2 separate regions of the Homo sapiens genome follow, and region 2 is linked to region 1. A link is a contact called in ENCODE Hi-C or POLR2A ChIA-PET data. All regions are on one chromosome and are shown on one strand. The core of a region is the stretch at or near the end of the contact, and the rest is flanking DNA. Distances in the headings are between cores, read along the strand shown.

Region 1 (7,276 bases), core at 2,509-5,008:
CTCGAGCATTCGTAATGGGGCATTTAGTGTTTCTTCCCCATGGTCCTCGATTGTCATTGTGAATAAGCATCACATCTCGGAGGAAGCATGTAAAATTGGAATTTCCAGACCCTATCCACAGAAAGTCTGGTTGAGGCCATTTTGGGGGTAGAGATTGGGAATCTGCATTTTTAACTGAGGGTGCTTTCTCATGGAGGACCAGCCTCAGTGACTCTAATGCAGTTGATTCAAGGTCAACAATTTGAGAAACACCAAATTCGCCCTGGGAGTTGGACGGTATTCTAGATTCCAAAGGAAAAAATGAGGCATCATTGGAAGCTGTTGCACGGAACAGACAGATCACACAGTGTCTCAAAGCACACCCGTTTTATGTAATAGACCAACAGGATGATCTGCTCCATGTAGCCAACCCCCCAGCCCAAATCTTGTGACTTTTACTCTGTTTTACTCTGGATTAGATAATGTACACACACGTCGCAGCATGGTTAAGCACACAGGCTCTTGGGACAGCTGTCCCTGGATTAAAACTCAGTTCCCCGTGGTTAAACTCTCTCTAAAAAGATGATTCTGACTCTCAGACCTCTGTTACCTTTTTGAACCCAAAGGGTATTCAGAAAGAAAAGGCTTCTTCATCTTGGGCATTGACTCGATGACCCATGTAACTAGTCCTGGGGAAAGATAATTTGCCGCAGAGCCCGTATGATTTATGGGAAATTAATATGAAAAGCCTGGCTATATCTCTCATCAGATAAAAGCTCGGTGTTGTTGGCATCCTCTGCCCTCTGTTCTAAGCCTCCCAGGAGACAACTCTTTTATCTGATTGGAAGTAGCTTCCCTCCCATGGGGTTTTGGACTTGGGATTTTAAGAAGATATACAGGCTGAGCACAGTGGCTCAGGCCTGTAATCCCAGCACTTTGGGAGGCCGAGGTGGGTGGATCACAAGGTCAAGAGATAGAGACCAGTGCCTGGCCAACATGGTGAAACCCCGTCTCTACTAAAAATACAAAAATTAGTTGGGCGTGGTGGCAGGCGCCTGTAGTCCCAACTACTCAGGAGGCTGAGGCAGGAGAATCGCTTGAATCCAGGAGGTGGAGGTTGCAGTGAGCTGAGACTGCACCACGCCACTGCACTCCAGCCAGGTGACAGAGCAAGACTCCGTCTCACAAAAAAAAAAAAAATACACAAACAAACATCCTGCCTTTTGTTCATCCCTGAGGGGACAGCCTGCCTAAGAGAACAAACTTTGGACTCTGAGCACTTGGATGCATCCCTCCCTCTGTTTTCTCATGAGTTGTGACACCTTGGAAGAATGATTTGACTTCTCTCAGCCACAGTTTCCACATCCCTAAAATGGTCAACAAGTGCCCCATTCAGGCTGCTTTGCAAAGCTGTCATGATAACCATATGGCCACAGTGGAAGGTCTTGTCTGATGGTCACAGCCATGACACACTCATCCGCCCGTAGTATAAGGCACAGGTGCCAGAATAGCCTAGAAGCCTATAAATGTTCTGCGAATTAATCAAGTACTCTCAGCTTCTCCTCCCAACCCCAAAAACCTGCTTCCTCTGCCTTCTCTCACGGTGGGTAGCCAAACAGTCCCCCAGGTGAGACATCTAGGTGTCCCCCTTCACAATTCCATCTTCTCCCCACTGCCACTCCAGGCCTTCCCTGAGACCCACCAATTTAACCTCATAATGATTTCCCCCATCTCCTCTCTACCTCCCGCCATCCCAGAAACACTGCTCTTGCCTGCCCCAGTCTTCCATCACCTCCTTTGTGGGCTCCCGCCACTCTGCTGCCAGAGCACTTTTGAAACACCAGTCACACCGTGCCACTCCCTGCTTGAAATCCCTACAGTGTTTCTCCACAATCTTGAGAATCGAGTGACATTTTCTTAGCTTGGAATACAAGTCCTTGCATGGCCTCATACTTCACTAAGACCAAACCACTTAGAGATCTCAGCAGGTATCTTTGCTTCTCTGTCTCCTTTAACAAACAAACAGGCTGGGTGCAGTGGCTTACGCCTGTAATCCCAACACTTTGGGAGGCCGAGGCGGGTGGATCACCTGAGGTTAGGAGTTTAAGACCAGCCTGGCCAACATGGTGAAACCCCATCTCTACTAAAAATAGAAAAATTAGCTGGGCATGGTGGTGCGTGCCTGTGATCCCAGCTACTCAGGAGGCTGAGGCAGGAGAATTGCTTGAACCTGGGAGGAGGAGGTTGCAGTGAGCTGAGATGGCACCACTATACTCCAGCCTGGGTGACACAGCGAGACCCTATCTCAAAAAACAAACAAACAACACACTGCTTATTCTCTTCCACCTGGAATGTCCTTCCTTTCCTCATGTTTACCTAATTCACTCACCTGTAAGATTCCACTACTCAGTCAATAAGCTTATTATCTATTTCTATATAACAACACCTTCCCAAAACTTAATGGTTTAAAATAATTGATTATTACTGTATCTCAAAATTTCACGTGTCAGGAATTCACACAGGGCTCAGCAGAGGTGACTTTGCTTTGTTCAGTGATGTATGGAGCTAAACTGTGATGACTCCCAAGGGCTGGGGGCTGAATAGGCAGCTCACTCTCTGTCCACATGGCCTCCCCACGTAGCAGCTTGGACCTCCTCACAGCATGGCAGCCTCGGGATTCTTATGTAACCGGCTTAGGATGTAGCAACTCAGATCTCCAAGAGAAAGGAAATAGAAACTGCCTTGAAATATCAGAAATGGCGATGGTGTGACTTTCACTGTACACTATTAGTCAAAGCAGGTCAGCCCAGGCTCAAGGGGAGGAGATACACACCCCACCTCTTGATGGCAGAAGCATCAAAGAACTTGTGAGCATCATTAATCCATCACTGTCATCATCTCCTTGAAGAAGCCTGGAGTCCACTCCTCCCCTGCTTCCCCTTCACCCTCCCTCTGCCCTCCCTCCAATGCCTTCCTCTCTGTTTTCTGATAAAAACAGAGTAATTACAAGCAGTGAAAAATATCCCCAAGGAACTGGGAGTAGTTTTGTTAAATAAAGGGTGCTGGAGCTCACTGGTATGGCACATGTTGTTTGGCACATAATGGGTTCTCAATAAATCGGAGCTACGATGAGGAGGGTTAGCTAGCTTTATTAAAATTAAAATGTGCCTTGTCTGTTTGGTGACTGCCTAACACAGAGAAGCTAACCCATAGGAGGTTCTCCCAAGGTGATGAATAAATGAATGAGTGAGTGAATGAAAGAATGAGTGAGTGAATGAATGGGTGAATAAATGAATGAGTGAATGAAAGAATGAGTGAATGAATGAATGAGTGAATAAATGAATGAGTGAATGAAAGAATGAGTGGATGAATGAATGAGCAAATAAATGGCTCAACAAACAAGTGGATGTTTCTGCATGCAGTCTGATTCCTGACGCTAAGGGATCCAGGCAAACCAAAAAATAACATCTGATTTCCGGCCTGCGTAGACACTCCAGCTTTAATTACACGTGGGTCATGGCAGGACTCAGGGTTTGGGGGTTTGGGGGAAAACACTTGGCCTCCTGCCACAACCCTCACAATGGACTAAGGTCTTTACCGCCAGCTGCTGGTCCTCAAGCTTCCAGTGTGGACTCACATCAGCTGTGCCTCCCCCGCCAGCCCCCGCCTCACCGGGAAGGGGCTGGTTTGCAGAATGAGACCCTCTCAAGGCCGAGGGCCCGGGAGTGCTTCCTCTCTGCCCCTAGCTGAACAGCAGCTGGGCTGGGAGCGTGGCAGGTGTCTAACAGCCTGCCGCAATCCTGCATAACAGGAAGTGAAAGAGAACACCATATCCAATTGAAACTGCAGTGGAATATGGGCTGCAATGCTTAATTAACCACCCTCAGTCATTTCACAGATTTCTGTTGTTGCTGAAGGAAAAAAAAAAAAAAAAAAGGAAGGCAGAGTACGTGGAGGACAACAAAGCTGATTCTGGAATGTTCGTTTGTGTTCATGCTCCCTGCTCCCACAGTCAGCAGCCTGCTGACATAACGCGAAGGGGACGCTCACTTCTGGCTTCGGTTTTTAATGGGTTTCCAAAGGGTTTTTTTGTCTGTTTGTTTTTTGGTTTTTTGCCAGAGAGTCAGGTCTGTGCCATACTCCAAGAACTCGTCGATACGTTTGTGTGGGAGGAGGCGGGGAAGAGGCATGTTGAGTGCATTTGTGCAGTTGTGTCTCTACGAGGGTGTTTGTGCAGAGGCACACAAAGCTGTGTCCTGGGTTGTGTGGGAGCCTGTGGATACGGCCATGTGAGAACGGGTGGACGTGTGGGCATTTGCCTCTGTCTGGGTTGTTTCACCTGTTAAAGATGCGTGGGAATGTCTGTGGGTAGCTCTGAGCAAGTTCTGTATCTATGTGAGGCACCAGTATGTATGCCTGGATAGATATTTCAATAGATGTGTCTTTGCCTATGCTGAAAAAAGTGAGTGAAAGAAGTATTATTGTTCAAGTGTGCATGCACATATACACGTGTGCATGCAAGGATAATGGTGTGGCAAATAAATGTGTGAGTGAAGATGAGAAACAGCATACTGCCAAATGTATCAAGAACCCACTAAGTAGTTGGCAGTGAATTTATGCTATGAAACTATCTGCTACTTGATGGTGGGGCCAACTTTTCAATATCAGGTGACCTCAGCTTCCTTCTCTAGCAGAGGATAGTACAGAGGACTTTTCTAAGAAGGTTCCATAGTTTCTGTAGGCTTCACTTTGCATCATCACCTCATTTTCCAAACCAAACTTGCCTGTTCACCTAGATAGACTTTCTGGGGAGAGTCTTTGGAATGCTGTAAATTCTAAACGGTTTTTAAACAAAAAAGTATTTAAAAAGTATTTTAAAAGTATTTTAAAAGAAAAACCAGCTAGCTACTGCTTATTAAGGGCTGACTAGTTGGCCCATATCACCCAGATGCCTATCAATATTGATCTTATTTGATCTCTCAATAAACTTATTAGGTAGGAACTGTTATCATTTCCTCTGTAAACTGAAGTAGCCAGTGGGAGGTAGGGCCAGGGTTTAAACACACACTGTCGTGCTGTAGAACCCAAACTGTACTGAGTCATCGTCCCTAAATATGGGGGCAGAGATGGTGCCCCTTTGGCTCAGCCAGTTGTGCAGTGGGAATAATTTGCCACACTGCCCTTAGGAACAGTGGTCCCTTCTGTGAGCACCAGAATTGCTCCTGGAAAGAATGGCAGTGCAGACCTCAGTGTGCGCTGGTCACGTTGGGGAAGTCACCTCCCGCCTTCCTGCAGGACGTCAGTGCCCTCATTTGGTGGTGAGTCCTGCGGTGCCCTCTGGCCTTGCGGAATCCAGCTCCTGAGCAGCACACTTTCAGGATTTCAGGGTGGTTTCTGAGTAATGGATTCCCCACCCCTGGAGGCCACCAGAATCACCATGGTAAACTTCCTATAAAAGCAACATCCAGAGTCCCACTCCCAGAAATTCAGAGTCAGCGGTTCTAGAGAGGAGTCAGGAGCTTGCGTTTTGCACAAGCCTTCCCTGCTCCCCACACCTAGGGGACTCTGATGTAGGTGTCCAGGGACCAAATTTTCGGAAAAACTGCTGTCCCTATTTTCCAGCTGTACAGCTTAGGCATTCTCGTCCCTAATCCTAAAGGAGCTATCAAGAAGGAAGCCCTAATTCTAGGTCCAAGGCCACTCGTGGCTAAACAGTGCCCAGAATGGACCTAAGGAAAGCGGGGCCGTATATATTATGGCTTAAAGACCTAACGAAAGGGGGGCCGTATATATTAAAAATATTTTTTTAATAGATATTTTTTCCAAAGTCCAGTCTGCACTGACAGGCAATATTTCTTTAAAAGCTGCTGGGGAGAGCAGCAGACAAATGCCTATGAAGCCAGGCATCCCTCAAGGAATTTAAATGGGTCAGGAACTCTTAAAGAATTTAAATGAGCATGAAATAGGTATGGAAGGTTTTCTGGGCCAATATGCAAGCCAAATAGTAAATAACTATTTTCAGCACTGAGTTTGGTTGGCAAATTTGCATATACATGTGATGCCGTACGTTTCTATTTTTACCATGTAAATCTGCAATCTGTAAAGAGAGCCGCGTGCCTTCGTGGAAATCCAGGCTTGGACTGTTGGCTGGGGGGAGAGCTGATTTTCAGTCTGGCTGGACCCAGAGTTCTGTATTTTTAACGAGTCCAGGTGACTGAGAGATGAGCAGAAAAGAGGCACGGTGCACACTTGAAGTTTGTTCTCAGGTTGAGCCCTCATAGTGCCCAGATTTCCCCCAAAGCAAAGTGTTCATGCCTGAAAAACGGAAGTTAAAGTGGAAAGTTTGACATTTTCCTGTGACACCAGCCCTGCACAGTTTGAAACAACTTCCCAACCTTTCTTAAAAAGTCACCCTTGTTTTATGACTAACATTATTATTATCGATGATTATATCATTGGGATTATTATGATGATGGTCAAAATGTGAGAAAAGCATTGGCAGACATCTGCCGAACTAGAAATATCTCTGCTCTCTTTCCTGGTGCCCTTTTATGTTAGGCGTCTGCAATGAGCTAGATGTAAAGGTTTTGGGTAAATTTTTTGATGCCTTACTTTAGGCCCAGCATATAGTTGCCACTCAGGTATTTTGTAATTACCCAGTGGAACCCTCTAAGGGGTGATGTTGCCAAGTGAATGGGGCATTTGCCTTTGGATGGTGTGGAAGTAGTACCCGTCCTTCACCTTTTCTTGCTGCAAGAATGCATATGGCAGAAAGAAGGAAGTGCAACATCTTTCATATCAAGACCTTCATACCAAAGGGAGTTCTGCTGGGGTAGAAGGCGGATGGAGGTGGTTTGCCATAGCTTGTTTGCTTTAAGCTCCTGGGCGCAAAGCTTGCTGAAGGGTCAGTGGTGTTCTGCTAAATCGCCACTTAATACCAGCAATTTCTAGCACAAATATCAGGAGATTAACTTTATTAAAATACCTTGTAGTTGAGGAACATGGTAAGTGTAAATTTGTGCTAAAAGGACCCTTGTTCTGCCATCAATCACTACTATGGGGCTTTGTCTTTTTTTTTTTTTTTTTTGAGGAGGAGGTGCAGGGGGTAGATTATGGTTTCACTTAAATGGAAGGTGAGTGAAGCAGATTAGCTCCCCAGCTACCCCGTGCAGGAGACACTGGCATGTCTGTTTGAGGACAGGCCAAGCAGCTTGGTGAAAGTTCAGGTGCATCTGCCCAAGGTCTCTGGAGGTAGTGCAAGTGCCAAAGCAGCGTGCAGGTTCTGTGCGGCCTGTGC
Region 2 (7,276 bases), core at 3,184-5,683, 74 kb before region 1:
AAGTAGATCAGACCGCAATTGGCGAAGGAGTCATAAAGTCCAAACAGGTCAGATGATCACATACTAATGAGTTCCTAAACCCAGTCCACATGTTTTCCGGAAACACATTGTCTTAACATTCTTCCTTGGAAGCAGTGCATGTTGAATAACTTTGAAGGAACATGGCACCTCGTCAACAATTTCATGGTTCTAGGAAACTTCACCCCATGAGATATTTGGCCTCTGGATATTTGTGGCATGGTCTTGAAGATGGGGGACATAAAAACATTTTGATCTCAGCCAATTCAGCCTAGCTCAGCCAGCTCCCAGCCAATCCACATACATACCAGTGAGCCCTGTTGAGACCAGGTCACAGACCCCTACACCCCAATCCCAGGAAAAAAAAAACAAACACAAACTTGCAAGGCCAATAGCATTTCCGAGAGGAGAGCTAGGGCCCCTCATCACAAAGTGCAATGAAGAGATCATCCACCAATCAGTCACTCCTTTAACAGTTGCTTACCAAATTCCATCTATATCCCTGGCACTGTACTAGGCTCCAGAAATTCATCAGTAAACATCAGCAGCGTTGTATTTGTTTTCAACTCCACTTTCTAGTCAGGAATCCAGCCATCAGTCTGGTAAACACACACATAGAAATGTGAAACTACAGCTGCTAAAAGTGCTACATGGAGAATTATATAGTTGTGAGAGTGCACGATAGCAGGGCCTACCTATCGTGGGGAAAAACATAGAGCAAACTTACCAAAGAAAATGACATTTAGATTGAGATCTTCAGGGTTCTAAAATAATTCACTGGAAGCACATTAGACGGAGACAATTCCAGTGCCTTGGGCTCCTATACTAGTAAACCCAAAACCCAACTCAATGTAAATAGTAAAGTGAAGTTGAAGTTTAACCAATCAGAAACCATCAACTAAGTTCTAACTAGGGACTTCCCACTTTAACCAATTACATTTTCTTTTGTCTTGCCTCTACAAACACTTCCCTTCCCACTCCTTCAGTGGTGCCCTGAACCACTTGTGTGTGATGCAGCCCAACTCTTGAATCACTGAATGCTCAAATAAACTCAGTAAAATTTTAATGTGCCTAAGTTTATCTTTTAGCAAGTGTATTTATAGAAGAGTTTAAACTGGGTTTCTGTTTCATTCTACACATGCAATAGTTCTGCCTCTTTAAGGGTCTAACACGGGAAGATCCCACAGGCATAGGACCCTGCCTTGAAGATTCTCCTTGTAGGTAATTACGTCAGCACTTCTATCAAAATCATATGAATGCTCTCAGAATGGCACATATACACATGGATTCTGGAAACTGACACCACGAAACTGTTCAATTGGGAGCATGCTAACTTTTTGCTACATGATTTGTAGTTGGAAAACAGTGTGCTCTGTCAGGGACCATGTTTGATGTGTGTCCATGACTTCCTGTCCCCAGTGGATTAAAAACCAAACTCTTCTTCATCCCCGTTCTGGGACCGTTCCTCTTCCTGTGGTCCAGGTTCCAGTGGATGACACTGCCACCCACCCAGCCTGGCTGGAGCATCTTCTGTGTGTCTCCTTCTGACTAGTGACAGGTGCGGGAAGTTGTGTCCAAAAACTAACTCACAGTCAATGTCCTTTTTCCATCTAGGAGCTGCTACTTTAATTTGGTCCCCCAACTTTGTTGTCTGTGTCACTGGTCCTTCCCTACCTTGAGTTCCATTCCTCCCACATCATCCTCCACATTCTTGGATTCGTTTTCTAAAATTCACATCCCCCACAGTGATTACTATGCTTAACATTTGCCCTGGGCTCCCTCCTACAGGATGTATAAGCTCCCAATTAGGGCATGTAGGACACTACATGAGCTCCTCTCACCAAATTTCCTATCCTTATCTGTCTTGACACAGACAAGGATTAAATTAAAGTAGCAGCTCCTGGGTGGAAAAAGGAAGTTGCCTTTGAGTTGCTTTTCGGGCACAACCTCCTGCATTTGGTCACTGGTCAGAGGGAACTGCACAGAAGAGGTCCCAGTCAGGCTGGATGGGTAGCATCTCCACCGTCCCTCCAACTCAACTACCCTTACACTGAACTATACTGAGCTATTTGCCATCCAACATAGATCACACCCATTCACCCTCCAGATATTTGTTCCTTCTCTTCCTTCACTTAGATGTCCTATATCTAGTCAACTCTTAATGATCCTTTACAACTCTTACCAAGTCTCCTATTTTGAAGTCTTGCCCCAGTGACCCCATTCACTGAGGTCAGAGTTAACCATTTCTTCCTTTATGCTTTCAGGAACTTTATCAGACCTCCATTTTGGTACCAATTTCGTTGTATTGTAATTACAGATGCTCTGGACTTAACATGGTTTGACTTAATATTTCAACTTTAAAATGGTGAGAAAGCAATACACATTCAGTAGAAACCACGCTTCCAGTGCCCATCCAACCATTCTGTTTTTCACTAGTAAGTAAGTAAGTAAAGTATTCAATAAATTACATTAGATATTAAACAACATATTATACAATTGGTTTTGTGTTAGATGATTTTGCCCAACTGTAGGCTAATTGAAGTGTTCTGAGCATGTTTAAGACAGGCTAGGCTAAGCTATGATGTCTGCTAAGTTAGGTGTATTAAATGTATTTGTGACTCACTATATATTCAACTTAGGTTGGGTTTATCAGGACATAACCCCATTGTAAGTCAAGAAGGAGCTGTATTTTAATATATCTCCTCCACAAGAGCTGAGCGATCCTTAAGAGCAGGGACTTTCCCCACCCCCCTACCCTTGTTCATCTTTGCATCTCTGATTTCTATCATGAGTTAGGAGCTTTCTCAATGATTTTTAAATTAATAGATATTCAGATAAACAGATTTGCCCCTCTTCTTCCCTGCATGTTCCCCCCCTTTTAGGGACCCATATCAGGTGATAAAGAAAGAAGTGAGGGCAGTTTCTGAAGCTGAAATGACTTTGCAGTTGAAATATAGTCCCTTATGCAAGGCTAACAGGATTACTAGTTGGATAGTTAATCATAAAAGAAGCTTAATGCAGGGAATCATAAAAAAAGGATATACCAGTATATAACAGGCATTTTGCTTTAACTTAAAAGATATAAATGCACACTTTCTTACTATTCTCTTTTGTAAGAGCAAAGCACTTGCTTTGAGCAGGTCTGGAGTAGAGCACCAGGTGTTCCCATTGTGGAAACCACACCCATACTGCTTCATCTGCAACTTGGAGTTTCACTTTCTTTAAAGTGTAGAATGTAAAGGTATGCAGTCTAGAATTTTATCAATGGGTTTTTAGAGGCTTATTAGATCTAACTTGACTACCCCGTCTGCCTTTGACAAGTCTTTCAGAATATTCCGTTTTCACTGCAGCAACCTGCTCTTCGTGCCTATAGTTCATTCGCAACTTTCTAAATCTGTTTCCTCATGAGAGGACTATTTCTAATGGTGACTAATAAATAACTTTAATGTGCTGAGAGCTTTTCATGCACTGAGGGCTGAGTCAAACATTCGACATGAAGGATCTCAATTTAACCTTCTCAGCAACAACAAAATTCATTGAGGCAAGCACTGGGATCTCCCTCTGAAAAGTGGGGGTAACTCGTATATTCAAGGCATCTGTGTGTGTCAGCGAGAGCAATACTGTTACTAAAAAGCCTGAAAAAGCATAGTCATCAGATGCTGCACGCTAACACAAACACTCTAACACAAACAACAGACAAGCAAACAAACAATATTTATGTGCACTGACTATGTTCAAGGCATTTGTCTACATACTTACCTTGGATTAACTAACTTAATTCTCACAATACCTTTATAATGAGGTAAGCACTGTGAATAGCACCATTTTGAAGATTAAGGAAACTGAGGCATGATATCACAGATAGGTAAGTGGCCTCCAAGTCAACCTGGGATTATAAACCCAGAGAGTTTTATTTCAGAGCCCACCTTCCTAATCCAGTTCATCTTCAAATGGGGTTAACGATCTCTGTCTTGGCAGAATTTGGGAAAGGATTTAACAAAATAGCAATTATTATAGTCAAATGCTTGCCACCCAGTGCTTGCAGGACAAACGTTCTGTCTGCTCCTTTCCTTTCCTTTCTACAGACAAGATGCCTCTCTGTAACAGCCTGGACTTTAAGCATTTATCTGACTTTTTCTCGATTCCTTCATATTCTCCCTAAAATAAAAATCAAAACAATGTCAGCTTGTGGGGGATTCAGCACCGAACTTCACCTTGGGAGATGAAAGACCACCAAATCTGTATATAAAACAACCAAAAGAAAAAAAAACCAATCTTTCGTGCAGACGTAATTTCTCTTGAAAGGTGACACAGTCCTTTAAAAATAGCTATGGGCTCCATTGTGCAAAGACAGTGACAGAGACTGACAGCTTTTAGAGAGGTGTAATGTTCCCAGGCAGCCGGCTAGCATGGCTCACCCAGATAGAGATCCGTCATTCAATCCGGGGGAAAGTGCTAAATGTTAGAGGTTAACCTGCTATGTTCTTATTACTAATCAAACTTCAACACCATGCCTCAGCCTCCTTAGGCCCCTATAAGGAAATGATACATTATTGAGAAGTTCCAACCCAGGCACCTTGCTTCACAGGTGCAGCTTGTTCCCAATCATTGGTGATTTCCACATCCTTCCTGGGTACACCTAGAGGAGGGACTCAGAGTGCTCTCCATGGATGCTGGTAGATTAAAGTTAAATGACAACCCATGTGGACACCCTCAGCTCTCCTAATGAGGGGACAACAGAGAGGGGCACAGATCCCTGGTGTCAACTCCACCAGAAAAGTTCTCCCTGCATATCAAGGCAAAGTTTATCTGTACTACTGATTCCTGTTCCTTGGGAACCCAAAGATTTTGAAGGTGAATAGTGTGATTTGGGCCTTTCTTTTCATAGTGTCAAAGGAATAGTGTGTGCTGGAATGTGTTTAGTAACATAAATATTGCTGGGGGGTGAAGGAGTCTTGATTCGTAGCTTTTGCCAATTTCTGTGGTGTAAATGCTCCTACCATGGCCGACTTCCAGCTAACAACACAAAGTCCCTGAACATGGAGTTAGAAAGAGATGTTCACAGTCAGCTTTCATGGCAGGAGCAACTCCAGTTAAAGGGTAGGTAGATGCTCCTGAGTCATCCCTGCTGGGTGGGCTATGATCCTATCTGTAGGGCAGGCCAAGTCCTTGTTCCACTCCTTCTTGCAGTGGATCTTGCCGCTTCTCTGAAAATGATTGAAATGCCCACAGCACTTGCAGAGCAAGCAGAAAAGACAAAACTTGTCCTACCCTGACCTCTTATAGACTGAGTCTGGTTGACCCTCATGCTCTTGGCTGCAAAATAAAAGAACTCAAGTCAAATTGGTTAATTGCTGTTGAAGAAAAATGAGATTATTTACCCTAAGCCTATGGCTATCCACAGATCTCATTGAATGTCTCCCAACAATCCTAACAGGTAGTGTCATCACCTGCAAGTTACAGATGAGAAAAACAGGCTCAGAGACGGCACTGGCACACAGCCACATGACTCATGAGTGGTAGAGCTGGGATTTAATCTCAGGTCTGTCTTGCTCCAAAGCCATGCTTTTGTGTATTGCCGTAATCCAACCAAACCCAGTAGGGCATCATTTAAGGGCATTTGGGAGGCTGCAGATGGGAAACAAGGCCAGGTGAGATTCCCCAGGAGAGCAGAGACAGGTGGATAGCAGAACATGAGGCAGGACAGAGGGGAAGGGGTTCAAAAAGATGGGGAGAGCAATCCAAATATGTGAACATCATTTTCAATGGAGCCCATCACAAGCTTGGAAACAGGGTGGCTAATGGAGACAAGAATGAGACATGATAGCTCTCTCATGGACAGCTCCCTGTGTTCCAAGGCAGCCATTCCAAGAGTCAGGAAGTCCTTCCTTGCATGAACCTGAAAGCCACCCCACCCTCTTCCCCAATTGCTCCAGGTTCTTCCCTCTGGTCCTACTCAGAACAATACTCCCCATGCCAAGAGCATTCACCCATGAATGGCAATCCTTCACATGTTATAAGATGGCAATCTAATATCCCATGGCCTTCTCTTCTCCAGGTTAAGCTCCTTCCACTTCCCAGCTGTTGCACATGTGAAACAGTTGAGTAATCCTTCATCATCACTGTCCCCAGCTTCTGGACTCCCTCCTGAATGCCAGTGTCTCTTTTAAGATGAAAGATGAGTTGTTGGTGTGGTCCTACTCTGCACTTACCTCAGAAGAAAGCTGGGGTCTGCTTGACCCCCAAGCTCTTGGCTACAAAGTAAAAGAACTCAAGTCAAATTGTTAATCAAAAAAATCAGATTATTTACCTTAATTGATTTCCGTAATGATTTAATTGTTATCTGAATTCTCCTCCTTAGCTGGGTGCATTCAAAGAACAGCAATTGGGGCTGGCTTTGTCCCTCAGCATAACCCACTCCCTGGCATGTCTTGATAGAGCACATTAAGCATTAGCTTGATGTGGCTGAGTGGATGATCTGATCAACTTTGAGGACAGTGCATTAGACTATCTTATCTTCTAGAATATTCTTCAGCAAAAAGTCATCTGAAAATACTGGCATCCCATCAGAGAAACTTTTTGCTGTGCCCTAGAATTTCCTGTTAAGGCACTATTAGCAAACGCCTCTGTAAAAGCTACTGGAACTGACATCACCATCACTTCCTGAGACCTCGTGCAAAGATGTGCCCTTTGGGGTACATGGCAACAAGATGACCTGGTTTAGGAAAGAAAGTGATGGCGTAAAACAGCCTTCTGATTCTCCATTCCCCAGCTACTGTGGGGCATGCATATGGAATGATGTATGGAGAGAGAAAGATTTGGAATCTGGGGGCATGTTATAGTTCCAAACCCATGCCAGCTTCCGGGGATGCCTGTGGATCTGGGCACTGGCTCCTTTGTTGTCTAGATTCTGCCTTATTCAGGCCTCCCTGAAAAATATGCATTTTGTGGAGAGCCTTTCTGTTCATTCCGGCACTCTAAATCTGTGGCCTTCCCAAGCAGCCAGGGGTGGCCTGTACCGAAGGGCCTCATCACAGCACTGACCACTTCTGCCAGGAAATTTCCCTCCCATCGGAGCAGCCTCTGCAGCATCCTGTTGGCCTACCTCAATCTCAGACTCCCCAGGAATGGGCTCCAGAGCAAGAATCTGAGAGAATGAGGTGGGAGACTGGGGCTTTAACATTGGAGAGGCATACTTGTTTCATGATAAAGCCAACAGTCTTAAAAGTTAGTGCTCACCATCATCTCAGCAGCCGGC

What was found. Hi-C counts contacts between places; a loop is a spot of excess contacts on that map. ChIA-PET counts read pairs that join two places held with the same protein, here RNA polymerase II (POLR2A). Pooled maps may share reads with other maps.
Region 2: a loop to region 1 is called in a map of endothelial cell of hepatic sinusoid, with 6 times the contacts of the local background. The contact joins two enhancer-like sites. A Hi-C loop is called at or near these places in 3 of 168 maps with a recorded cell type or tissue (CD8-positive, alpha-beta T cell, breast epithelium and endothelial cell of hepatic sinusoid) and 3 of 50 pooled maps. POLR2A ChIA-PET finds 5 or more read pairs at or near these places in 2 of 52 experiments (CD4-positive, alpha-beta T cell and activated CD4-positive, alpha-beta memory T cell).

The regions. Positions count from the first base shown.
Region 1 is chr16:79,283,758-79,291,033 of GRCh38, reverse strand. It overlaps a transcript of MAF not described here. Among named protein-coding and RNA genes, the nearest start is that of MAF, 310 kb to the left of the region's middle. RefSeq lists an enhancer at 3,146-3,646. Within about 2 kb of position 3,758, at least 12 of the 41 ENCODE cell types and tissues checked have a DNase peak (open chromatin) inside an H3K27ac peak, as active enhancers do.
Region 2 is chr16:79,358,693-79,365,968 of GRCh38, reverse strand. It overlaps a transcript of MAF not described here. Among named protein-coding and RNA genes, the nearest start is that of MAF, 240 kb to the left of the region's middle. Within about 2 kb of position 4,433, at least 2 of the 41 ENCODE cell types and tissues checked have a DNase peak (open chromatin) inside an H3K27ac peak, as active enhancers do.